Linked DNA regions of Mus musculus: all the other regions are linked to region 3. The links are chromatin loops, found by intact Hi-C in ENCODE. Cell type or tissue: left cerebral cortex. All regions are shown on one strand.

What was found. Hi-C counts contacts between places; a loop is a spot of excess contacts. Peaks named below come from ENCODE experiments on the same cell type or tissue, not always from the same donor. Only the 100,000 strongest peaks of a DNase experiment are listed, where the experiment ranks them.
Region 1: it touches region 3 in a loop (5-fold over the local background); 19 of 42 quality-filtered maps call a loop at or near these places.
Region 2: it touches region 3 in a loop (2.3-fold over the local background); 33 of 42 quality-filtered maps call a loop at or near these places.
Region 4: a loop joins it to region 3, with 4 times the contacts of the local background. A loop is called at or near these places in 2 of 42 quality-filtered maps.
Region 5: it touches region 3 in a loop (7-fold over the local background); 39 of 42 quality-filtered maps call a loop at or near these places.
Region 6: it touches region 3 in a loop (3-fold over the local background); 34 of 42 quality-filtered maps call a loop at or near these places.

What each region holds. Positions count from the first base shown.
Region 1 is chr7:46,007,453-46,011,452 of GRCm38, forward strand. It overlaps Abcc6 (ATP-binding cassette, sub-family C (CFTR/MRP), member 6), which reads right to left. Exons shown (of 31, transcript NM_018795.2): 11 at 1,334-1,426. Among named protein-coding and RNA genes, the nearest start is that of Abcc6, 21 kb to the right of the region's middle. In left cerebral cortex, a CTCF peak has its summit at 2,356 (motif pointing left); a DNase peak (open chromatin) is centred at 2,348.
Region 2 is chr7:45,917,144-45,921,143 of GRCm38, forward strand. It overlaps Tmem143 (transmembrane protein 143), which reads left to right. Exons shown (of 8, transcript NM_144801.2): 8 at 1-270. Emp3 (epithelial membrane protein 3) reads right to left here. Exons shown (of 5, transcript NM_010129.2): 2 at 3,146-3,261; 3 at 2,792-2,894; 4 at 2,175-2,315; 5 at 880-1,092. The coding sequence starts at 3,223. The coding sequence ends at 923. Among named protein-coding and RNA genes, the nearest start is that of Emp3, 2.3 kb to the right of the region's middle. In left cerebral cortex, a CTCF peak has its summit at 2,316 (motif pointing right); a DNase peak (open chromatin) is centred at 3,625; H3K4me3 peaks cover 92 bases; H3K27ac peaks cover 753 bases.
Region 3 is chr7:45,737,844-45,741,843 of GRCm38, forward strand. The region is part of intron 1 of Sult2b1 (sulfotransferase family, cytosolic, 2B, member 1); the gene reads right to left. Among named protein-coding and RNA genes, the nearest start is that of Gm31597, 2.1 kb to the right of the region's middle. In left cerebral cortex, a CTCF peak has its summit at 1,719 (motif pointing right); DNase peaks (open chromatin) are centred at 1,743 and 3,745; H3K4me3 peaks cover 300 bases; H3K27ac peaks cover 897 bases.
Region 4 is chr7:45,870,995-45,874,994 of GRCm38, forward strand. Kdelr1 (KDEL (Lys-Asp-Glu-Leu) endoplasmic reticulum protein retention receptor 1) reads left to right here and starts at 1,846. Exons shown (of 5, transcript NM_133950.2): 1 at 1,846-2,107; 2 at 2,765-2,865; 3 at 3,049-3,207. The coding sequence starts at 2,017. It also overlaps a transcript of Grin2d not described here. In left cerebral cortex, CTCF peaks have their summits at 1,756 (motif pointing right) and 2,587; DNase peaks (open chromatin) are centred at 1,789, 2,402 and 2,544; H3K4me3 peaks cover 2,301 bases; H3K27ac peaks cover 1,337 bases.
Region 5 is chr7:45,799,780-45,803,779 of GRCm38, forward strand. It overlaps Lmtk3 (lemur tyrosine kinase 3), which reads left to right. Exons shown (of 15, transcript NM_001290990.2): 13 at 657-792; 14 at 1,133-1,270; 15 at 3,853-4,000. The coding sequence ends at 3,869. Among named protein-coding and RNA genes, the nearest start is that of Cyth2, 13 kb to the right of the region's middle. In left cerebral cortex, a CTCF peak has its summit at 1,782 (motif pointing left); a DNase peak (open chromatin) is centred at 1,764; H3K27ac peaks cover 227 bases.
Region 6 is chr7:45,933,211-45,937,210 of GRCm38, forward strand. It overlaps Ccdc114 (coiled-coil domain containing 114), which reads left to right. Exons shown (of 15, transcript NM_001364168.1): 5 at 3,061-3,183; 6 at 3,346-3,459. It also overlaps the pseudogene Gm9712. Among named protein-coding and RNA genes, the nearest start is that of Ccdc114, 11 kb to the left of the region's middle. In left cerebral cortex, CTCF peaks have their summits at 376 (motif pointing right) and 2,073 (motif pointing left); a DNase peak (open chromatin) is centred at 2,069.

The DNA of each region.
Region 1 (4,000 bases), 270 kb after region 3:
GGGTGGGTGACAGCGGAGGGTGGGTGACAGGGAGGTGGGTGACAGGGATGTGGGTGACAGAAGAGGGTGGGTGACAGGGAGGTGGGTGACAGAAGAGGGTGAGTGACAGGGAGGTGGGTGACAGGGAGGTGGGTGACAGGGAGGTGGGTGACAGGGAGGTGGGTGACAGAAGAGGGTGGGTGACAGGGAGGTGGGTGACAGCAGAGGGTGGTTGGGGCAGTGAAGAGGAACAAGTTCATCTTCCTTGACTTTCCTGAACACTCTCCTCTCCTTTCATCAGTGCAGGGTCTGCTGTGTAGTCCAGGCTGGCCTCAAACTAACTATCCTCCTGTCTCAGCCTCTCTAATACTGGGATGACGACGGGGGCCTGTTCTCCTCTCTCTCTCTCTCTCTCTCTCTCTCTCTCTCTCTCTCTCTCTCTCTCTCTCTCTCTCTCTCTCTCCCTTTCTCTCTCTCTCTTTGAGGTAGTTTCTCACTAGTAGTCCTGGCTGGCCTGGAACTTGCTATGTAGATCAGGCCGGTCTCAAAGTCACAAAGATCCCCCTATATCTGCCTCCTGTATGCTGGGTTAAAGGTGTGTGCCACTACACCTGGATCAACCGCTTTTGCTTTCATGTGCATTTATTTATTTTGTATACACATAAGCATGTGCGTGCTGCAGGGGGCATTTAGAGGTCATGGGACAACTTTCTCAATTTGGTTCTCTCTGTTCACCACGTGGACTGTGGGATCAAATTCAGGTGGTCAGGCTTGTGAGCAACTGTCTTTACCTGCTGTCTTTATCTCACCAGCCCTTATGGTGTCCTAAACGCCACCTACTGCCCGAGACGCTGAGCCTACCTCTGCCCTCAGTGCTTTGAAGCTTCTAGTCTCACAGCTGTGAGATCTCTGCTAGGAGAAGTGCTGTAGAGATAAAATCTGCAGACGCAGGAGACAGGGCTTGACAGACAAGGCATGGCTGTGTGGGGAAGCAGAGTGGGCAAGGGGGAGAAGAAGGAAGCAAGATCAGGTGACAGAGGCCGTGATGGGGTCGTAGGCTTCGACACTAAGCCATATCAGCAAAGGAGATTTGGTTTCTTTGGCTGCCACACGTCCCCCTGGCTGAGCGTGAAGGGGCTCAGAGTCAGGAGCCATTGAGGGACAACAGCTTGGGGCCACTATGGGAAGGGGCCACGCTCTAGAAGGAACAGAGGCTTGTCCAAGAGTCACAGGTCTGGCAACACAGGACAAGGACAGACCTAAAGCCTCCTCTTGCCTGTCCCTATCTCTGTCACCAACCAGAGACCCATGGTTGTTCCTCTGTCCAGGATGCCTGCATCCCCAAATGCCAAACCTGATGGAAGCCCCTCTTCTTGGTGATGAAGAAGTTCAGAGGGAGGAGGCTCAGGAAGACAGCAACGGCTGTGAGAGCAGAGGGTCCAAGGAGCTGGGGACAGAGGGCAGGGTGTCATGAGACTCCAAGGGTTTGGGTCACCCCACTTCCCAGGGTTGGGAATTCAGGCGTGTGCTGCTGTGCCTGGCTTTTTATATAGGTCACGGGCGTCTGCCCTTGGTTCCCCATGTTTACTAAGTAAGTACTTTGTCGGCTCCCGATCCCTGCTCCTTTTGAATGATTATCTATTGAGGTGACATGGTCACAGCACGCATGTGGAGGTCAGGAGATGACGTTGTAGGGTCAGTTCCCCCTTCCACATTTATATGGGCTTCAGGACCCAGCTTGGGTCTTCAGGCTTGCATCCTCGACAGCAAGCACAGTAATTTGCCCCCTGAGCCATTTTGCCAGCACACTCTCTGTTGCTGAGGCTGACCTAAACCCCTGCTCCTCTTTCCCTCACCTCCCAAATTCAGTTGTTACAGGTATGTGCCACCACACCCACCTCTCAGGGCTCGCTGTTAATCTACCCTCCATCCCACCTCTTAGTGGGGAGTTACCAGTCACCACATTAACAAACAAATCTACAAAGTTGTGGTTTCTGAGCTATATGGGCAGGTGTGTGTGTGTGTGTGTGTGTGTGTGTGTATTTAGTGTAAGAATGTCTCCTGCAATACTAGAGAAGCAGTTATACTGAGTGATTACTCAGTTTATTTAAAATGTCACAGTTAACCTGACACCTGTGTTTTGTTAATCTTTCCCACCAGGGAAATCTTGTAAGGGCCGGTGCCTTTGGTCTAGTTACCTAGGAGATATGGTGGTGGGAACAGACTAAATGTTAAAAAAAAAAAAAAGTCTTATTGTGCTTTTCTGAGATTTCCTCCACCCCAACTCCAGTCTCTGTTTCTCTCATCTCTAATCTCTGGACTACAGTGGGCCAGTTTGGTTTATTCATGCAACTATTCCACCACCTAGTGGCTCAGTGGAGAACTGTCCTGAAAGCCACTGGCAGCCTGAAGTAGTAAGGTCACCCTCCGGGATATTTTCATTTAGCCGTAGCACCCACAACCCACCATCTTAGTAAGCCTGGGGCAGCGTGGTGGTCCTCTGGTGCCAGGGCAGAGGCAGGGTGCAGGGCGTTACCTGTGGCTGCTGTGGTCTCTGATCATTACCAGCCTTGGCCTGCTCAGTGCTCCCAATTGTTTACCACATCCTCCCTCCTTCCCTGTCTTTCCTATGATAGTGGCCAGCTTTTCAACACTGCACACAGGTGCTGCTTGAATGCCTGTGTGTGCTTGCTGACCACCTACTGTGTGTAAGCCTTGGAATATTCAAATGTCAGTGTTCACAAATAGACTTCTAGCTGAGCATGACAGCTCACATCATTAATTGCAGCGACTCCTGAGGCTGAGGCAGGAAAAGCACAAACACCAGCCTGTGTTTACACCGAGGTCAAGGCCAGCTTTTTAGTGAGACCTTGCCTTGAAATTAAAAAAAATATATATATAAATATTTATATATAAACATTGTATATAGCCGGGCGTGGTGGCACACGCCTTTAATCCCAGCACTTGGGAGGCAGAGTCAGGCAGATTTCTGAGTTCGAGGCCAGCCTGGTCTACAGAGTGAGTTCCAGGACAGCCAGAACTACACAGAGAAACCCTGTCTCGAAAAAAAACCAAAAAAGTAAAAAATAAAATAAATAAACAAACATTGTATATAAATATATCTATATTATATAATATATTATATACTATATAAATATATCATAAAACATATGGTACTATATGTAATAATATAAATTATAACATTATATATAACATATTATATATAATATAATATATAAATATATAGTATTTATATATTATATAATTGTTATATAAATATGAAAATATGTTTTTTAAGGACCAAAGATGTAGCTCAGTGGAAAACTGCTTGCATGGCATACACGAGGCACCACAGAGATAAATAAGGAAACTTTCAATGGTGGTGATGGCTCCCCTCACATATCAGATGGCAGCTAACAACACTATGCAAGTGAGCACTAGGTACTGTGCAAAGCACCTTAGATACACAGCCCGAGAATACCTAATCCAAAAGTTGGAAACTAAGTTCCCCAGATTCTGAGAGCACCAACACGATGCCACATCGGGGAATTCATGCCTCATCTTACCCTGGTCACAGGCAAGATGCAGAGGGCTGTTAAAGGCATTGCTCAAAATGGCCTTTGGGCTATGCCAATAAGGCACCCACAAACCACATAGACTTTCTTGTTAAACTCAGCTTATATTCTCAAGCTCTCAAATTCATGTCTACCATTCCTGAATCCATACCCAGAGCCCCGCTGGACCCAAGTGATTGCATCAGACAGAGGCTGCCCCTCAGACAGAGGCTGCCCCTCAGACAGAGGCTGCCCCTCAGGCAGAGGCTGCCCCTCAGACAGAGGCTGCCCCTCAGACAGAGGCTGCCCATCAGGCAGAGGCTGCCCCTCAGACAGAGGCTGCCCCTCAGGCAGAGGCTGCCCCTCAGACAGAGGCTGCCCCTCAGGCAGAGGCTGCCCCTCAGGCAGAGGCTGCCCCTCAGACAGAGGCTGCCCCTCAGGCAGAGGCTGCCCCTCAGGCAGAGGCT
Region 2 (4,000 bases), 180 kb after region 3:
CCTCAGCCACAGGCAGCCGGTCAGAATGTCTGGAGGAACCTCTTCAGACCCCACGTAAGATGAGCCATCTGTTCTGCAGCTCATCTGCTCTGGTTGGAGGCACTGGAAACTTCATGCCCCAAAGAAGAATTGCAGGATTCCACCCCAAGATCACTCCAGCCCAGGCCCCAGCAGGCTCCGTGGCCCGCTCTGCCTCGCTGCAGCAATCCCCTTAGTCTGGGTCTCCCTGTCTGTGCACCCTCTTCCAAAGGAATAAATCATGCTTAATAACTCTGGAGTAGTGTGGCTGCAGGTCAAGGGGGGTTGGGAATCACAGTCCTGGAAAGAGGGTGTGGCTGGGTCTGAGACTCGACCCTTAGAAGCAAGCACTCATGCCTGAGCAGAGTTTTGCCTGCGAGAGTCTGGATCCCAAACAGGAAGGGCAGGAGGGCAGATTGATCACCACGCAATGGCGGGCAGCCAGAAAGTAGGTGCCTGGGAAATCTAGCTGGTACCCCTTGCCTGAGAGTAGAGGAAGGTGTCATATTGGCTGTAGAGGTGGCCTTTGTTGGTGAGGGAAGGGTTAGGTTCTACAATGGAGGGGAGAACCTTTTGCAATAGGAAACAGCCAGTCAGTAAGTGTCTGGGTCAGAGAGGAGGGACGGGAGAGACCATCAACTCAGAATGCACGGCAGCCTGGGCTCCTCTAAGAGTGACACCACAGAAGCCGGAGCAGGGAGAGGGACTGACACTAAGCTCCACTGAGGTATTCCGGGAGGAGAGGGGCGCCCTGGGGAAGCTGGCTTCAGCCAGTGTCCCAGGGCACAGCGCCTGGGAGTTGAGCTCTGGATGAGGCCGGGAGAGGACAGGTGTTGTTAAGGAAGGAAGAGGAGCCGAGTCAGGCTCGTGGTTAAATGAATTTATTTTCTAGGGGACACAGTGCTCATTCACGTTTCCGCAGGTGGATGTAGACAGTGCCGCTGACCAGAGCGAGTGGAAAAGCCACCCAGGCCAGGGCGAAGCAGTAACCGAAGCTGCCCCCACTCGGGTGCTTGGCCAGGATCTCCTCGGTGTGGATGGCATAGATGAGTGCCCCGGAGAACACAGCTGCACCTGCGGGACCACCAACAGCAGTGTGGGGCTGGGTGCACAGGAGGCCGCACTGTCCTAGGTCCTCCTCAGTGGCCTCCCAGAACCACTACCACCTCTGGTCCCTAACTGCTCATCTGTGAAATAAGGCCATGGACAGCTGTGTATCCATGGAACCTTTTTGAGTTTTTCATGAGCCAAAAATGCAAGCATGAGATAAAAATGAAGGGGGTTCTCTGGGAACCCAGGAAGATGTTTTCAAAACCACCATGATTAACTCAGCCCTTTGCAACCTGGAACCAAAAAAAATTAAAAAAGGAAAAATAGACCTGTGCTTTCAGATCTCATTGACCTCCCCTCACCCCCACACTGTCTCAAACCTCAATTTATTTGACCTTAAAAAAAAAAAAGTGGGGCCAGGCGGTGGTGGCGCACGCCTTTAATCCCAGCACTTGGGAGGCAGAGGCAGGTGGATTTCTGAGTTCGAGGCCAGCCTGGTCTACAAAGTGAGTTCCAGGACAGCCAGGACTACACAGAGAAACCCTGTCTCGAAAAACCAAAAACAAAACAAAAAAAAAAAAGTGGGACATAATGGCCCACCTCTGCTCTCTCAGCTACCCAGGGTGCTGGGGCATGAGGATAGAAAGTTCAAGGTCAGCTGGGACCATTTATCCAACCTATTTCCAATAAAATAAATAAAAAGAGTTGAGAGCACATGCCTAGAATCCACCAGTGTGGAGCTGGGCACATGCCTCAGAGATGAGAGTCCGTCTGGCACGCCCCGTGTTATAGCCCCGGTATTGGGAGAATAGAAAACAAACAAACAAAACGACTTCTTGAACAGGTGCCCAAGAAACCACAGTTGGCGGATATGATGCAGAACATTCCTTCTGTGGATCCTTTAGCTGCCCCCATCCCTGGAACCCAGCTCATTTACCACCACTGACTTCTCAAGCACTGGCTCACCGCAGAGCCTCTAAGGCACACAGCTCCACTCTCCCTCTCCTGTGGGGGCCATGGAGGCTGCTCTCAGGAGAGGGCTGGGAGCCTCCAGTGGCCCGCTCCCATTCCTCGCCACCGTTCCCCAAGCTGGGGGAAGTGCTTACTGGTGCAAAGCTGGCAGAGGCCGGTAGCGTAGAAGAGCCCTCCGCGCCGCATGGTGTAGAGTTGGAACATGAAGAGGATGAAGGACAGGCAGCAGAGGATGAGAGACAGCACCATGAGGGCCTGCACTGCCTTCAGCCAGCCTACAGGGGGCGACACAGGTGAGGTCACAGCTGGAACCGCTGTTCCCACTGGCTGGACTCTACTCACTGTAGGTTCAGCCAGGCAAGCTTCAGAGATGTCCGTGTTACAAGGATTACAAGGGTTACCAGGGAAACATCTTACTGATGAGCCCCATCCCCACACTCACTGGCGGTCACTTCGAATCCTGAAAGGAGGCAGGCCACTCCATCTCTTAGAACTCTGGCCTCTCCCTATTCTCCCTCCCACATCACAACACTCGCTCCATTTCTTTACAACTCTGAAAAGTCTTCTCAGAATTTAGGGAGCTTTCTCCCCTGTTCCTTAAGCTACAGCATGTGGCTCCAACCTCTCTGGATTTATTGGTGCCTTTCCATCCAGACAAGCTGCCTATGGCCACCCCAGGTGCTCATAGCCTAGTCTAGGCTCCCAACCCTGGCCCTGGCAGGCCTTCCCCTGCCCTCAGCCATATGCTCACCATTCTCACTGACGTTACTGCAGGCCCATGTTTGAGTGGTGGTGTTCCACGTGCAGTCATACCACAGGTTCAGGGACTCTTTGTCTGGGAGAGTCCACCAGGACTGGAAGGGACAGAGACCGGGGAGGGTGAGGTGAGACACAGGACAAAAGATGTCAGGGAGAGTGGGGATGACTCCTGATGGCCAAATGCATGGGCTAGGCCAGGGGAAAGTACACACGCAGAAGTAAGAGTAGGGAAGGGGAGGAGTGGGGAGGAGGAGGCACAGAGGTAGGGAGGAAGGGAAGCAGAGGCAGGTAGGTGGGGTCTTAGAGATGGGCTATATCTGGGGTTCCCAGTGAGCTGGAAACTTACCTTGTCCAAAGTGGCCACAAAAAGCAAGACAAGAATGAGGATGTGGAGGGCAGAGACCACCAACAGGAGGAGTGACATGGCTGCCAGATGTCTGGCTCAGGGCAGGAGAGGCAAGCCTGCAAAGGGTGGGAGCACTCAATCCTAGGGGAGGAGGGCTGGAGAATGGCTTTCTAAATCAGAGAGGAGGGCCAGGGAGGTAGGGAAGTCTCTGGTGTGAGGGAGAAGGGGAGTAGGCCGAGCAGTTCCTCCCTGGGGAGAAGGGCAAGCCAGGGGACTCCTGCTCTTGGAGGCGGGCAGAGACTGTCCTAGATGGACTTTTGGGAGACAGAGGAACGGGCAGGACTAACAGTGAGCTGGTGCATCTTCAACACTCTGTCCCTGGGCCGTGTGGGTCTCCATATGAACCATCAGGAGCAGGAATTGCCCCCGGGACAGGCATCCTTGACTCACTGACTCTCTTCTTTCTCCTGGAGTGAGTCACGAGTGACTCATCCCCCCTCCCTCCAACACCAGGGAAATGCCAGCCTCTGGCTGAGTCTCTGGTCCTCACCCGACCTGACTGCAGACCCCGGCTCTAGACACTCAGGGAGGTGGATTTGCAGCAGGGAGGGTGTGGTCTGAGTGGAGAGACCACCTCCTACCACCCTTCAGTGTCCAGAGAACTCAGCCAGCCCTGGGAGCCCTCCTGCACCCCTTCATCTAAGAAGGGAGTGGAAGACCCCAGGGAGAAGCCACAGGACATTCTTCATGGTGGGCTCTGTTGGGACAAGTCTCATAGACAGCTCTAAGCTCTCCTGTATTCCCACTACAAAGGCTGAGAGATCAGTTCTTCAATTACCAGTCTCCTCTGGAGCT
Region 3 (4,000 bases):
ATTTTTCTCTCCTATCTAGTATCAGGGAGTTGAAAGAGTAGAAAAAGCCGGGCATGGTGGGGCACGCCTTTAATCCTAGCACTCAGGAGGCAGAGGCAGGCAAATTTCTGAGTTCGAGGCCAGCCTGGTCTACAAAGTGAGTTCCAGGACAGCCAGGGCTACACAGAGAAACCCTGTCTCGAAAAACCAAAAAAAAAAAAAAAAAAAAAAGATTTGCCCAGTTGTGAATGTGTGCCCGTCAGAGGGAAACACTGTATCTTCTATAACTCTCCACTTTCTTTTTACAGAAAGGGTCTCCTAGTGAACATGGACCTTATCTTTTCTGCTAAACCGGCTGTTTAGATATGTTTGTCTCTACCCACAGCCCTGGGGTGATAGGCACAAGCTATTCACTATGCCTGACATTTTTGTGAGTTTAGGAACTCAAATTCAAATTGTCAGCCATGGCAGCAAGTGCATTTCCCTGGTAAGACATTTAACTGCCCTTATTTAGTTATTCTTGTTATTATTGTTGTTTTCAGGAAACGGTCTTACTATGTAGCTCTCTGATTGTCCCAGAACTCACTATGCAAACCAGGCTGGCCTCAAATTCATAGAGATCTGCCTGCCTCTGACTCCTGGGCGCTGGGATTAAAGGCAGTATGCCTGGCCAATTTTTGTGGTTTTTGTTTGTTTTGTTTTGTCTTCTTTAAAAAAAGATTTATAGCCGGGCGTGGTGGCACACGCCTTTAATCCCAGCACTCAGGAGGCAGAGGCAGGCAGATTTCTGAGTTCGAGGCCAGCCTGGTCTACAAAGTGAGTTCCAGGACAGCCAGGGCTATACAGAGAAACCCTGTCTCGAAAAACCAATTAAAAAAAAAGATTTATTTATTTATCTTATGTATATGAGTAGTTGTACAGATGGTTATGAGCCTTCATGTGGTTGTTGGGAATTGAACTTTGGATCTCTGCTCTCTCCAGTCAACCCCGCCTGCTCTGGTCGGTCCCACTCACTCTGGCCCAAAGATTTATTTATTATTGTATATAAGTACACTGTAGCTGTCTTCAGACACAAGAGGGCGTCAGATCTCATTATGGGTGGTTGTGAGCCACCATGTGGTTTCTGGGATTTGAACTCAGGACCTTCAGAAGAGCAGTCAGTGCTCTTACCCGCTTAGCCATCTCGCCAGCCCTTGTTTTATCTTGTATCTGTCTGTCTGTAGTAAAATGGATTGAGTTGAGAGTTTCAGAAATGTAAGGCAGGGGCTTAACCACTAAGCCACACCCCAGCCCCCTACTGAGAGACTCTAGGCAGGGGTCTGTACTGCTAAGCTGCATCTTATTTCTTTTGACTTTCTTTGTCATGAAGCACATTTAGATCACATTAAGCAGCTGGGCAGTGGTGTCTCATACCTTTAATCCCAGCAGGCAGATAGATCTCTATGAGTTCAAGGCCAGCTTGGTCTATAGAACTGAGTTCCAGACAACCAGTGCTACACACAGAGAAGCCCTGTCTCAAAAAACCTCCACCGCTAACATATGCACTATGCTGCCCAGGCTGGCCTTAAGGCCCCTCCTTCCTCAGACTCTGGCCTAGCAAAAACAGCAGGCCTGTGTCACTGTCTTGGATCTGAATCTCTTGAATCCTCCTTTCTGCAAAGGAGCTGGAGTCAGAGAGGCTCAGCCTCAGTGGAGAGGCTCTCGCTCTCCCTAGCTCTAGCTACCTTTCTCAACGACCAGGAGAGGGCGCCAGAGGAATATAATTGCCCTACACTGTTCTTAGCTGCGACATGCGACTAGCGATCTGTGAGCCCTTTTTTTTTTTAAGATTTATTTATTTTATGTATATGAGTACACTGTACAGATGGTTGTGAGCCTTCGTGTGGTTGTTGGGAATTGAATTCAGGACCCTGCTCGCTCAGGCCCAAAGATTTATTTATTATTGTATGTAAGTACACTGTAGCTGTCTTCAGACACACCAGAAGAGAGTGTCAGATCTCATTACAGGTGGTTGTGAGCCACCTTGTGGTTGCTGGGATTTGAACTCAGGACCTTCAGAAGAGCAGTCAGGGCTCTTACCCGCTTAGCCATCTCGCCAGCCTGATCTGTGAGCCTTTTAGGGGATATACAATGACAAGAGCCCTCCACCAGGACGTCTCAGGACCTCTTCAGTGAAGCTGAATCTGGAGACAGGAGCAAGGAAGTCCCGCCCCGCAATCCATGGCTGCGTGTGTGTGTGTGTGTGTGTGTGTGTGTGTGTGTGTGTGTGTGCGCGTGTGTGCGTGTGTGATTTTCCCTGCAGAGGGTGGGGTCACTCCTGTGCCGGCTGCCTCTCTATGCTCTTGAAACCCTATACTGGGGACCTCATCATTGTGACTATTTTAAGTTCCAGGTTGAGTTGGCAACATTTAAAGACAACCATGTTGTTTTGCAATAGTCACGCCTGTCTTGACACCCCCCCCCCAAAAAAAAAACAAAACAAAAAAACAAAACAAAACAAACTTGTCCTTTTTCCAACAGAAACTGCAATCCTTAAACAAATGCCCTCGCCAGGCAGTGGTGGCGCATGCCTTTAATCCCAGCACTTGGGAGTCAGAGGCAGGTGGATTTCTGAGTTCCAGGCCGGCCTGGTCTACAGAGTGAGTTTCAGGACAGCCAGGGCTACACAGAGAAACCCTGTCTTGAAAAAACAAAAAACAAAAAAACAAAACAAAACAAAAAAATGCTCTCATTTCTCACCTTAGGTAGGCCCTGCCCCACCCACCCTGCCCCCATCTCACTCCTGTTACCGCCCTAGCTGCTCCCCCCCTCCCCCACCAAGCATGGCTATTTTAAGGGCCCCATGTAATTCCTTTTGTGTCTGGCTCCATTTTTTTTAGCATGATATCTATAAGGTTCATACTTGTACTCGGTGGGGTGAGTTAGGGCTTTTTTGGGTTGGTTTGTTTGTTATTTTATTTTTTCTTGATTTTGGTTTTCTGAGACAGGGTTTCTCTGTGTAGCCCTGGCTGTCCTGGAACTCACTCTGTAGACCAGGCTGGCCTCGAACCCAGTCTGTACCTGAGGATGACCTTTAACTCCGACCCTCTTACTTTCCCCTCCAACATGCTGGGATTACAGATGTGCACCATGTAGCCAGCCCTCCTAGTTCGCCTCAGCTGCCAGCACAGCCCAGAATTACCCAGATCTCAGCTGAGCTGGGGGGTTGACTCCATTGGTCTGAGGACATGTTTGTGATAGATTGTCTTCTTTTATCATTGTTTATTTGTTTAAATATGTTTTTTGTTTATTTACTATTTGTCTCCCCATGTAGCCCTGGCTGGCCTCGAACTCACCTGCCCCTGCCCTCTTAGTGCTGAGATTAAAGACATATGCTGCCCGGGGGCACACTCTTGATAGCTAATTGATAGAGAAGGTCCTAGCCCACTCAGGGCAGTGCCCCTCCTGGGCAGGGGCCTGGGGTTTATAGAGTTAGCTGAGCAAGCTCTAAGGAGCCAGGCAGTCACAGCAGGATCCTGTGTGATTTCTGCTTCTGTTCCTGATTGCGTTGCTTCTCTGTGATAAGGCTGGGGCCTGGAAGTGTAAGCCACACAGGGCCTGTCTTCCTTCGGTTGCTTTTGGTCAGGTGGTCTATTACAGCGACAAAGAGAGAAGCAGAATGCGCAGTGGCTTTCCTTCTCTGTGAAGACTGTGGAGTAGTCTGCATGCGAATTCACACGAAATGAGGAACCTCCTCCACAGACACGCGCGGTTCCGAGAACAAGCAACAGCCAGGGCAGACAGAGCGCTCAGAGAGAGCCAGATTAACCTTCCAGTGGATAAGCAGAGGTTTACCCAGTGACACTGTGCCCAGCAGCACACACCTGCCATTCCAGAACCCGAGACACTGAGACAGCAGGACCAGCTGAGGTTCAAGGCCAGCCTGGGCTACATGAAAACCTTTCTCAACAAAAATGAACAAATTACCCAGCAAACCATGCGCGGCTGGTGGCACTCAGTGCTGTGAAGGCTTGGGAGACAG
Region 4 (4,000 bases), 130 kb after region 3:
CCCGTCCCTCCCTGCCAGGAGACCCACAGCTGCCCCCCTCACGCTTCCCTAGGGACCCCTCTTCCCATTAGGTCTGAGGGAGGGGGCCAGCCCTTACCCCATTTCAAAGTCTCTGATTTCCTCATGGGACCGAGGGGCTGCGACGAAATGGGAGGAAGCAGAGGTAGATGGACAAGGACACCACCTGGTACAGACAGTTTGAGACCTAGAGAGAGGGCTGGGGTCACTGTCACTTGCCCCTTCCCTCTTCTGCACTTCAGCACCCGCCATACTAAGACCCAGCCTGTGAATTTTATGGCTGCAAAGACAGGATGCATGCTGTCTCTCTTGGAGCCAGGAATCTAGACTCCAAGTCCCTTATCCCTTGGACCCAGTTGTCCAGATGCCAGCCCACCTCCCTCATACCCAAGGGACTAGACCCTAGTTCTTTCCCTCTAGACGGATGGGGCTGGATCCCAGTTCTCCTACCTCAGACTGTAGCCCTCCCCTTAAACCTATGGGGCTAGGCTCCCAGTCCCCTCCTCCCTCAGACCTAGATGTCCATACTCGACCCTCTTCTTTCAGGCCTAGGTGGCCAGACTCTGGCACCATTTTCTGTGACCTAGGGGTTAGATCCCAGCCATCCTCCCTCCAAACCAGGGGTCCAGAATCCCTGGATTCCAAGTTGTGGATCTTCTATTTCAGATTTGGGGTCCAATGCCTGGCCCTGTTCTCTCAGAAGCAGGAATTTAGATAACAGCCCTCCTTTCGAAGACCACAGATTCTCCCTTAGTCCTTCTCGATCATACCTGGGGGCCAGGTCTTGAGCAAGTTCCTCACTGAGGGACCACTTGATGAGTGAGGGACTAGTCTCTCACAGCTCTGAGTACACAATTCCCTGGAGGAAAACTGCTTCCTTTGTCACAGACACAGTAATCCTAAACTATAACCCTACTTTTGAGGTTCTGAGGTCCCATAAAGTCACCTGTCCATCTTGCCTCTGGTAGGACAGTCCTTAGTATCTAACATTGGGAGGAGTGTGCTTCAGGATTCCCGGGTCCCTGAGAATGGAAGTTGGAGGTGGAGAAAGAGAGGTGGAGGAGGGGAAGAGAGAGGGAGAATATGAATGTGTAGAGGCGCTGGGACCTAGGCCTGTAGCAGTCGATTGGAGCCCTGCTTCTCGTGCCCTAAGACCTGGGAAGACTCGGGTCATGACAGTTTCTGAAAGAGCCAGGACCTGGCATTTTGGGTCTTAGAAGGAGGATGGAGTTATGGGTGTAGATTCCCAGGTCAGAATGTTGAGCAATAAAGTAATTGTTGGGGATAGGATTGTAGAGGCGGTAGGCTCAGTCAGGATCCCCGAGTGTGTGGCAGTGGGGCCTGGGTTTTCTAACTGAATTGGGACTAGAGATCACAGACAAAGCTAGAAGTCTACCCTCTTAATCTCCAGGATTCTTGTTGTTGTTACTATTAGTATTAATAATTTGTGCAGGAATAGACTGTCACTGTGGAGCCCTAGGCCTGGAACTGGGGGGTCCCTCTGCTTCATCCTCCCAGTACTAAGATTACAGGCTACACCATCACCCAACACAGCACTAGGATCTTTAGATTCAGAACTCAAACTTCAGGATTCCTGTTTAAGGGCAGAGGTTAGACGAACTCTCTACAGTTCCTTACTAAAGAGAAGGCACCTGGGAATGTGGGACCCTAAAGACCCTTCCATCAGTTAGTAGGCTTATTCGATACGACTCTGCAAAGCAGGTTGCAGGCGCCAGAGGGCGCCAGACAGTCAACCCGCCCTTGGGGTGGCGCTACAGCTCAGACTCCTCCCTTCCCACCTCGGCCCTCCTCCCTTTTCTCCCAGCCAGCTTTACCACCAGCTCCGGCCTCGGCTCACCTTCCAGAGCCCCTTCCCCGGAGCTGAGCTACCGAAGGGCTTCTCTCCCGCCCTCAACCCAGCAGCACCGCAGCTCCGGGGCAGCCCGGCCGGCCAGCCTCCCCCCCCACCCAGCTCAGCCCTGCCCGAGTCCCCCAGTCATGAACCTCTTCCGATTCCTGGGAGACCTCTCCCACCTCCTAGCTATCATCTTGTTACTGCTCAAAATCTGGAAGTCCCGATCGTGTGCGGGTGAGAGGCCCCCCCGCGGAGAGGGGGCGGGAGCGGGCCGCTCTGGGGCACCGGGAAGGCTGGAGCTCGGCAGGTCAGAGTCCTCCCGGACTGCCTGCTGGGGATCACTTTTCTAGTTCTAGGGTCACCAGGGGGTCAGCTCCTTTCCCTAGACTAAGGGGTACACATAGTTTGGTGGGGGTGGCTTCGGGCGTTCAGTTCAACCTTCTGCAGCACCCTTTGGGACAGCTCTGGGTGTTCCGGGGCTGGGAACCAGGAGCCATGGCAGGCGGGGAGGTGGCTGGGAGTTGGTGACGTGGACTGTGGAAGGCCAGGAAGGGAGCGGGAGGAAGGTGACCGACTGGGAGGCTGAAGTCAGGCAGGGCTCTCCCTAGGTCCCAGTGTAGGTCTAGACTGTCAGGAGGACCTGAGGGAGACAGAAGGACCGGCGAGGCCTAGCCTGGGATAGAGCCTCGGTCTCTAGTATTTTTGGAGCCGGCTGCCCCCTGCCTGTGGATGGTGGAAAAAGGGCCGAGCTCAGGCTTAAAGGCCTTGGGGAATCGCTGTGGTCTAGAGCTCCAGCCGGCTGGCCCAGGCGCTGCATGTTAGTTTATTATTGCCCCAAGTAGCCCACCTCCAGCTCCCTCCACCCTGCCCTTCGTTCTCTGTCTCAACCAGGCATTTCAGGGAAGAGCCAAGTCCTGTTTGCTGTGGTGTTCACTGCCCGATATCTGGACCTGTTCACCAACTACATTTCACTCTACAACACCTGCATGAAGGTAGAGTTGCAGTCAGCCCCCTGTGGCAGGGTTCCAGGCCAGGGATCAGGGAGGAGTCACCAAAGAGGCTTGGGCCTAGACATATGGTCTGAGGGAGGTGGCTGGGGAACATGATTTCTCTCTCCCTCACCGTGACCTGAGGCCCTACCTGTGAGCTGAGATGCCCTGTTACCCTCTTATCAGGTGGTCTACATAGCTTGTTCCTTTACCACGGTGTGGATGATCTACAGCAAGTTCAAAGCTACTTATGATGGCAACCACGACACTTTCCGGGTGGAGTTCCTCGTCGTTCCTACTGCTATTTTGGCTTTCCTGGTCAACCATGACTTCACCCCTCTGGAGGTAGGTTTCTGCTGGGCCTGTGTGGTGGTTGGGTAGAGGCAGAGTATCTGACAGGAGGCCCTGTCAGGTGTCTTCCTCTACACAGCTTGCTAAGGCCTAAGTTCGTCGGTGGCAGACACTGTGAACATAATCACAACCCAGCATCCCATTTGCTGCTCTGAGCAGTTAATGTACCTGGCGTCTAGAGTGGCACCCCTTAAGTCGTCTGAATGTCCAAGGGCACCTAGTCCAGCAAGAGCTGGGCTGATGAGGGCTAGGAATGGCAAGCAGAGCTCTGCGGTGGGGCCACGTGAGTTTAAATCCCAGTTACACATCCTATTTTTAGTTTGTTTTTTTTTTCCTCTCAGGAAGTGTTGGAGATAGAGTCTAGGGTCTTATGCATGCGAGGCCGGTGCTTTCTTCTGGAGGCACTGTCAATTATTGGTTTTCTAAGATAGGGGCTGGCCTAGAACTTACAGTCCTCTTGCTTCACTGCTTGGATTATAGCTGTCTGTTATCTCCCCTGGTTGGGAGCCCCAATTTCTACTATAATGACTTCAGCCTCTTTGCCTCAGTTTCCCCATTGTAAAATGGTCATGAGAGGGTCACTGGGTTCAGGGTTGCCTGGTGGTTATATGCAGAGACTCTGGAGCTGAGGTACAGGGACTGGAAGCTTGCTTCTTCAGCTGGACAGTGGTGGGACTATGGACCAGTGTACACCTGGGCTTTTTGTAAAATGGGGAAATGAGGGGATGGATAGATGGCTAAAAGGACACACAACCAAAAGGACAAGAGGAAGTCAGTCCCTGCCTCT
Region 5 (4,000 bases), 62 kb after region 3:
TTGTTTGTTTGTTTGAGACAGGATTTCTTTGTATAGCTCTGGCTGTCCTGGAACTTTGTAGAGAAGGGTGGCCTAGAACTCGGAGACCCATGTGCATCTTGGTTTCTCTGTATAACCCTAACTGTCCTGGAACTCACTTTGTACACCAGGCTGGTCTCAAACTTAAGAGACCCACCTGACCCTGTCTCCTGAGCGCTGGAATTAAGGGGGTCCCCACCTTGCCAGACTCAAGGTGGGACTTTGAGAGTTTGAGTGGGACTGGGATAATTGTCCCTTGGTGCGTGGCTGGAGTTAGAGGTTGGGAGGCTACAGGACCAGGCTGTTAGCTCCAAGACATAGGTTTGGATCTCTGCCGCCAAGATCTTGGAGGTGGTGCTGCGGGGTTTAGAACAGCGTCTTGCTCGCTGAATTTAGGAATTCCTGAGCTGGGTGGGGCTTTATAGTTAGGTAAGGAACAAAGACCAGGGTGAGATTAGAGCTTGTAGGAACTTTTGAAGGCAGATGAAAGTTCCATTAACTTCTCCATACAATACATCAGCAATTACAAAATGGGGTACTGAAAGCCCCAGCAATATCGTTGGGTTTTATTTAATTATTGAGATGCCGTGGTTGGGTGTGACAATACGTTTCCTATTCTTTTTCTCTTGTTTTCACAGGAGACTCCAACCAACGAGTTGAGCGTCCAGGGCACCCCCGAGGGGGACACGGAGCCATCAACTCCCCCAGCGCCCCCGACGCCTCCCCACCCCACCACCCCAGGAGATGGGTTTCCCAACAGCGACAGCGGCTTTGGTGAGGGGCGGAACCCAAGATTTGGGCTGCGGGAGGGCGGGGCTTGGGAGTGGAGGGAGTGGCCTTATTATGCAATGGGCGTGTCATGTGGGAAGGGCAGGGCTAAGGGTGACCTGGAAGAGAAGGATTGAATCTAGGAACCCATCCACTCTTTGTAGGCTGGAGCTGTACCGAGGGGCCTGGGCGGAGCTCAGGAAGGCAAGGGCTGGTTGAGGCGGGTGGGGGCGGAAAGGTATCTGAAGTGGGAGGAGGGATGGAGCCTTGCTGGAGGGTAGGGCTAAAGGCGGCCTTGTGCTGGTCTGCTAAGCTGGTGTATAAGTCTAGTTCACTTTCTCCCTAGGCGGCAGTTTCGAGTGGGCGGAGGATTTCCCCCTCCTCCCCCCGCCAGGCCCCCCCCTGTGCTTCTCCCGCTTCTCCGTCTCACCTGCACTGGAGACCCCGGGGCCTCCCGCCCGGGCTCCCGACGCCCGGCCCGCAGGTACAGTGCTTCCAGCAGGACCCTATCCCACCCCTCCCCAACCTGCCCTCCCTTACCTCGCTTCTCTCTCTCTCTTCCATTCACCCACTCAGTCACATTGACATCTCTCAGCTAAGACCAGTTGGTTCCCATTCACAGCCTTGGACAGTTACACCGGTCTCTGACCCTCAGTTGCTTCTTCAAGGATCCTTAAGTACACACTCCCTTGTCCATCTTTCCCATTTCTGAGCTCGGATACCTTGGTGGATCTCCATATCCTCTCCAAGGGCACTTAAAGCCAGGGGATATGGCAGACACCCAGAGAACAGGAATCACAGCAGCGAGCTCACAGTGACCTGACACATTGCTACTCGCTCAATTTCACTGCGATCCTTGCAGTGGATTTTAGTCCCACGGTTTTTACGGAAAGAACTGAGGCACTTAGAAAGGAGCATAGAGCCATAATTCCGGCCCGGCTGCTGGCCCTGGGTGCTGCCCTCTCGTGGTACGCGTCTATTGGGTCCTTGTGCAGATGGAAAATCAGTTCTCTCCTGCCCCCTGCTGGCCACCATGCTGAACGCCCAGGATGTGGGGAAGGAGCTGTTAGTTCCCCAGATCCTCTGAGTTTCAGGATTAACCCTGCCTTTTTTCAGTTGTGTGACGTTGGCCAGTCAGTGTCCCTTTCTGCCTTAGCATCCTCATCTGTAGAATGGGAATGAGAATGGATCCTGATCCTGAGTGTTATGAGGGTATAAGTGGCATAATCCCCCCTACACACACACACACACACACACACACACACACACACAGAGTCACACACACACACACACGCACACACTCACACACACGCACACACACTCACACTCACACACACGCACACACACACTCACGCACACGCAGTCATACACTCACACACTCGCACACACACAGTCACACACACACACACCACACACACACGCACATACACACACTCACACACACACACGCTCACACTCAACTCACTCACACACACTCTCACACACACTCGCACACACGATCATGCAGCCTGGAGCTCCTGTGATGGTGTGTGAACAGCTTGCACAACGGCTGGAGGCAGAAGAGTTTAGCTAGTTCAAGAACAGAAGACAGGCCTGGTGCTCCTCAGGGTTCAGAGTTGGGCCGCGGCTAAGTAAATGGGTCAAGTTATAAAGGACTTGGGGGCCGGGCATTGTGAACACCACTTGGGAGGCAGAGGCAGGTAGATCTGTGAGTTCAAGGCCAGCCTGGTCTACAGAGCAAGTTCCAGTACAGCCAGGGCTACACAGAGAAACTCTGTCTTGAAAAACCAAAATATACAATACTATACTATTTACTAATAGTAATAATTAGTAAATAAATAATAACAAATTTAGGAGAGCTTTGCCTACAGGGTCCTAGGGAACCATGAAGGCCAGTAAGCAGGGAAGGGCCTGGGGCCTGGGAATGGAAGCAAATAGAGGCTGGGTGCTTGAGGAGAGGCTAAGCCGGAGAGGTTTGTGAACTAAGCGCAAGAAGAGAGGAGGGGCAAGGCAGGGGCAGAGGAGGGGCGGTAGAGACAGGATTGGGACTACATCCCCATCTAACCTCAAATGTTACTTCCTGACACCTCCATCTCAGGACCCCTGTGAGCACAGGGCAGGGTGGGTCTAGGGTGTGGGGACATCAGCTAGATAGTGAGTCAGGATCAAGGCTGCTAGCAAGGTGACCTCACGCTTAGTCACCAGGAGTGGAGACGGAGGGCCCAGTGGTATGAAGTCCCAAATCCTTGCCTACTCACACAGATACTCCCGCTGGGCATGGGTGGGGAAACTTACACACGTTTGTCTCCCCAGACCACAGTGAGTGCCCCCTTGGCACTCTCATACCCTCTATTTGACACCAGGTCCTGAGTGAGGAACTCATCCTGTGTACTTTGAAAAGGAGTGGACCTCATTTTCCACTCAAGAAGGGCAGTGGGCTCTGGTGCCTCTGTGTAGCCAGACCTGGGCTGTCAGCACAGAAATGTAAACAGGGGAGGGTGGACCCCTCACCCCACGGGCCTTGGTGCTCTAGGTCCAGAGGATGAATCAGGCTGTGATGTGTGGCTGCTGGGACACACACTCACACACACTCAATTTGTTGGTGAAGACACTGTGTGACACAGGCCTAGGTACAGGCCCCATATTCCGCCTATGCAATAAAGGTGCGAGCAGTCGCCGGGCTCTTCCACAATAACTTATACTTAATAAATACTCAGTACCCGAGAGGAACACCTGAGAAAAAAAGAGAGGAAGCAAGTGATAACCCAGGATGTCTGAGGGTGACAGGGGACCCAGAATGGTTGTGGAAGGCCTCAAAAGAGGGGGCCTGAACCACTTAGGAAGAGCATTTTAGACACTAGGAACAGCAGATGCAAAAAGCCCCTGAAGTAGAACGGTATCTGGAACATTTGAGGGCAGTGTGCCTGGAGCAGAGGGCTGGATGAGGACAGAGAGGATAGGATGGTGCCGCTTCCTGGGCCTTTGCCTTGAGTTGGAAACCATAAGCCTGTCTCCCCTGACTCTGTCTCCCCTGATTCCCATCCTTTCTCTACTCTCTGTTCTCAGGCCCCGTGGAGAACTGACTCCCCAAAGACCCAGCCCCTTTGCATCCCAAGAAGAGGGCTTGCGAGCAGAATCTTGTGTGGACGATGGAGCCATTGCCCCTGACACTGACACAGCCTCTGGGGAGGTGCCTGAGGCTGGGCCCTCCCTC
Region 6 (4,000 bases), 200 kb after region 3:
GACCTGCTTGAATCCCAGTCCTGATCCTTTGGTGATGAACAGCAGTATGGAAGTGTAAGCCAAATAAACCCTTTCCTCCCCAACTTGTTTCTTGGTCATGATGTTTGTGCAGGAATAGAAACCCTGACTAAGACACCAAACTTTAAAAGTTCCAGGCTTTAAAAAGTTCCAACTCTTGGGGCTGGAGACATGGCTTAGCGGTTAAGAACACTGACTGCTCACAACCATCTGCAATGGGATCTGATGCCCTATTCTGGTGTGTCTGAAGATAGCTACAGCATACTCATATACATAAAATAAATAAATCTTAAAAAATGTTTCCAACACTCTTTTTAAAAAGATTTATTTATTATTATATCTAAGTACACTGTAGCTGTTTTCAGATGCACCAGAAGAGGGCATCAGATCTCATTACAGATGGTTGTGAGCCACCATGTGGTTGCTGGGATTTGAACTCAGGACCTTCGGAAGAGCAGTTGGTGCTCTAAACCACTGAGCCATCTCTCCGGCCCTCCAACACTTGAAATATGGATAGAGTACCCAAAGGACAATTCCAGAGGCTTAAGAGAGGAGACTTTGGCTTCCAGGGGTGACATTCAGCCGGTGGTTCGGAGAGACATACCTTCCACTTTAGACCATGGCCAAGTTCATCCATAACTTTTCGGAGAAGTCACCATCGATGGTGGCCGCAGCTGTGACTTACTCGAAGCCTCGATTGGCCACATTTTGGCACTACGCCAAGGTTGAGCTGGTTTCCCCGAACCCCTGGTGAAATCCCTACAGCTATTCAGAGTGTGAAAAAAATCATTCAAAGTGCTAAAACTGGTAGCTTCAAACACCTTACAGTGAAGGAAGCTGTGCTGAACGGTTTGGTGGCCACTGAGGTGTGGATGTGGTTTTATATCGGAGAGATCATAGGCAAACGTGGCATTGTTGGCTATGATGTTTGAAGACCAAACTTTAATTTCCGAGTTGAGTTCTTATTTGGATGTTCTTGGACCATGTGTAACAGGACTGCTATCTGAATAAAATACTAGGTGTTGAAAACACTGCTGTGTTTTCTCTGTCAAGAGGAGACTTTGTGGGCAGTCCAGAGGTTACGGGGGATGCGCCCTTGAAGGAAGTAGCAGGATCCTTTCTTTCAGCCTCTGCATCTGGGCTCCTTGGGGAGGGGGCTTGTTCTGAAGCTGGGACCCCACCATCGCTATCTAGGGCTTTCTCCAGGCTTCCAAGGCAGGGGGGGGGGCGGTGATAGAGAACTGAGGAGAACAGTCAGTTCCAGCAGCAGCAGCAGAGCACTGACTTAGAGTTCCGGTAGACCTGTGGGTTTTGAGTTGTCCCAGCTGCCCCCAGTGCTGTGTGACAGCTATACCTTAACCAGCCCAGTTCAAGCAGCCCACCAGGTGTCTGTGTAATAAGTCAGGAGCCATTTGTAAAAATAATATGCATAGATCAAAAAAATGTTCACTTTAAATTCTTTTCAAATTTTCTTTTTATTTCTGATTTGTGTGTGTCTGTGTAAAGTATGTGCACAGAGGTACCCATGGAGGCCAGAAGAGGGCGTCAGATCCCCCTGGAGCTGGAGTTATAAGTAGTTGTGCATGATGTCAGGCGGGTGCTGGGAAGGCAAGAGCAGTAAGTGCTCTTAACCCCTGAAGCATCTCTCCAGCTCTAGATTTTATTCGTATTCTTTTTTTTCCCTGTTGAGATGGAGGTTCTCTGTGTAGCTTTGGCTGTCCTGGAACTCACTCTGTAGACCAGGTTGGCTTCGAACTCAGAGATCCACCTGCCTGCCTCTGCCTCCTGAGTGCTGGGATTAAGTGTTTGCTGCTGCCACTTACTGCCCGGCTGTTGTGATTGAAAACTGCATGAGGGTGATTGTGGATTCACATGAAGTTTTAAGAATGGCGAGGAGAGTCCCCCCCACCCCACCCCCAGCCCCCGCTGTACATTTCACTCAGTGTTCCCCAATTTGGATCTTTATTTCATTCGATTTTTATCATCGCTGTTGCTGAAAACTGGTTCAGAAAAATGTCACCTCACTGAAAGGCAAACACTGCCACCTTGTGGTAATCCCTCAAGCCACCAGGGGCATGTGGTAGGCCACCACCTCGGCCCACGTGCCCTCACAGGGTATATATCATATATCCTCTCAGCCCCAGAGACCACTGGCCAAGATCAAGGTACAGGCTGGGTTGTTTTCCCAGCGCTTAGCAGGAGCCTATCCCCTTGCTCCTGGTGTTTTGCTGACCCTGTTTGGTTGGTTGGTTTTTGTGTGTGTGTGTGTGTGTGTGTGTGTGTGTGTGTGTGTGTTTGAGACAGGATTTCACCATGCAGTTCTGGCTATCCTGAAGCTTTCTCTGCTGGCAATCTGTCTTTAGGTCATATTCTGAGGCACCGGGCATCAGGGTGTTTGACGGGTATCTCTGGGGATACTATCTAGCCGATATCAGTACAGACTCCGACTCGGTCACCATCATTCATTCAGTCTACACTCTGCTGAGCAAGTCCAGACACAGCAAGAGCTCAGAAACCAGGTCATGTGGGAAGCTGGCAGGGTCGCTAGGCAGCCTTAGCATCTCAGACTCCTTTTAACTGCTGGCCTTAGTCTCCCAGTATCCTCCTCTTTCTGGGGACTGTGATAGCAGCAACCCAACCCTTCCATCTCATGTGCATCTTCAAAAACACCAGGAGAGTCAGAGACAGGTAAATCTCCGAGTTCAAGGCCAGCCTGGTCTTCATAGCGATTTCCAGGACAGCCAGGGATATACAGTAAGGCCCTGTCTCAAAAAAACCAAAGCAGAGCAAAGCAAAGCAAAGCAAAGCAAACCAACAAACCAACCAGCCAAACAAACAAAAAAGGCTACCAGATGAGGGGCAGAGCTGGCTAATCAGGGGCCACAGTCCCTGTGTTTTCCCGGACTTGGGTCCAGTGGCTACAAGGGCATTTTGGCCTCGTTGGGCGCTGCAGAACAGAAGAGGGCTGCCGGGGCTGCCGGGACAGCAGATGTCCTTGATGCATCTCTCCCAGGCATGTGATGGATGCTGCGTTCCCTCCAGATCCAGGACTGGGAGACCCATGTCCTCACGCAGAGTAAGGAGGCCTCGGCTCCCGATCTCATCATGTACCAGAAGATGAAAATCCAGAGAAGGATCAGGATCCTTGAAGACCAGCTGGACAGGGTGTGTGCCCTCCAGCTCTCCAGGACAGGCTTGGCATGAAGGGTGTCGGGAGGCGGGCACTGTGGGCTTGAGGGTCCCCTTAGATGGATAGGAACAGGGTGGTCCCCACCTCTGACACGTACCTGGGCCTCATGAATGCTCTGACATCCCCCCCCCCCCCAGGTCACCTGTCATTTTGACATCCATCTGGTGAGGAATGCAGCCCTGCGGGAGGAGCTGGAGCTGCTGCGCATCGAGAGGGGCCGCTACCTGAATATGGACCGCAAGCTGAAGAAGGTGGGGGCTCGGAGCTCTGCCCAGTCAGTCCTTTCCCTCCCCGAGTCCACGGGCCGGGCTCCTGGGCCCAGGCTCACCCCAGCGCAGGGGGAAAGAAGAAAGAACACACCTCTCCTTCATCTCACTCCCATGCACAAACACCAGCTTCCCGGTGAGCTCTGTCATCTGGGGCAACCTACAGGCCCACCAAGCCGTTCATATCCCCCGAGATCTGAGCACCTTCAGAGCCCTTTGAGGAGCTAACATTCTCTCCCTCCCTCCTTCCCTCCCTCCCTCCCTCCCTCCCTCTACCCTCCTTTATAAAACTTCTATATCAAAACAATTTTAAACTTGTAACCATACACAGAACTTCTCTATACCCTTCACCAGGATATATAACACCCTTGCCTGAGTAACGCCCACCACCCTGGCCAGTGCCATATATGTATATGTTTATGTATGTACACTTGGATAGGTTTCTTGAGAGTCTTATTTTATAGCCCAAGCTGGGACTTGAGCTTCTGTCAATCCTCCCACCTCAGGGTCCCTTTTGCTGGGTTAC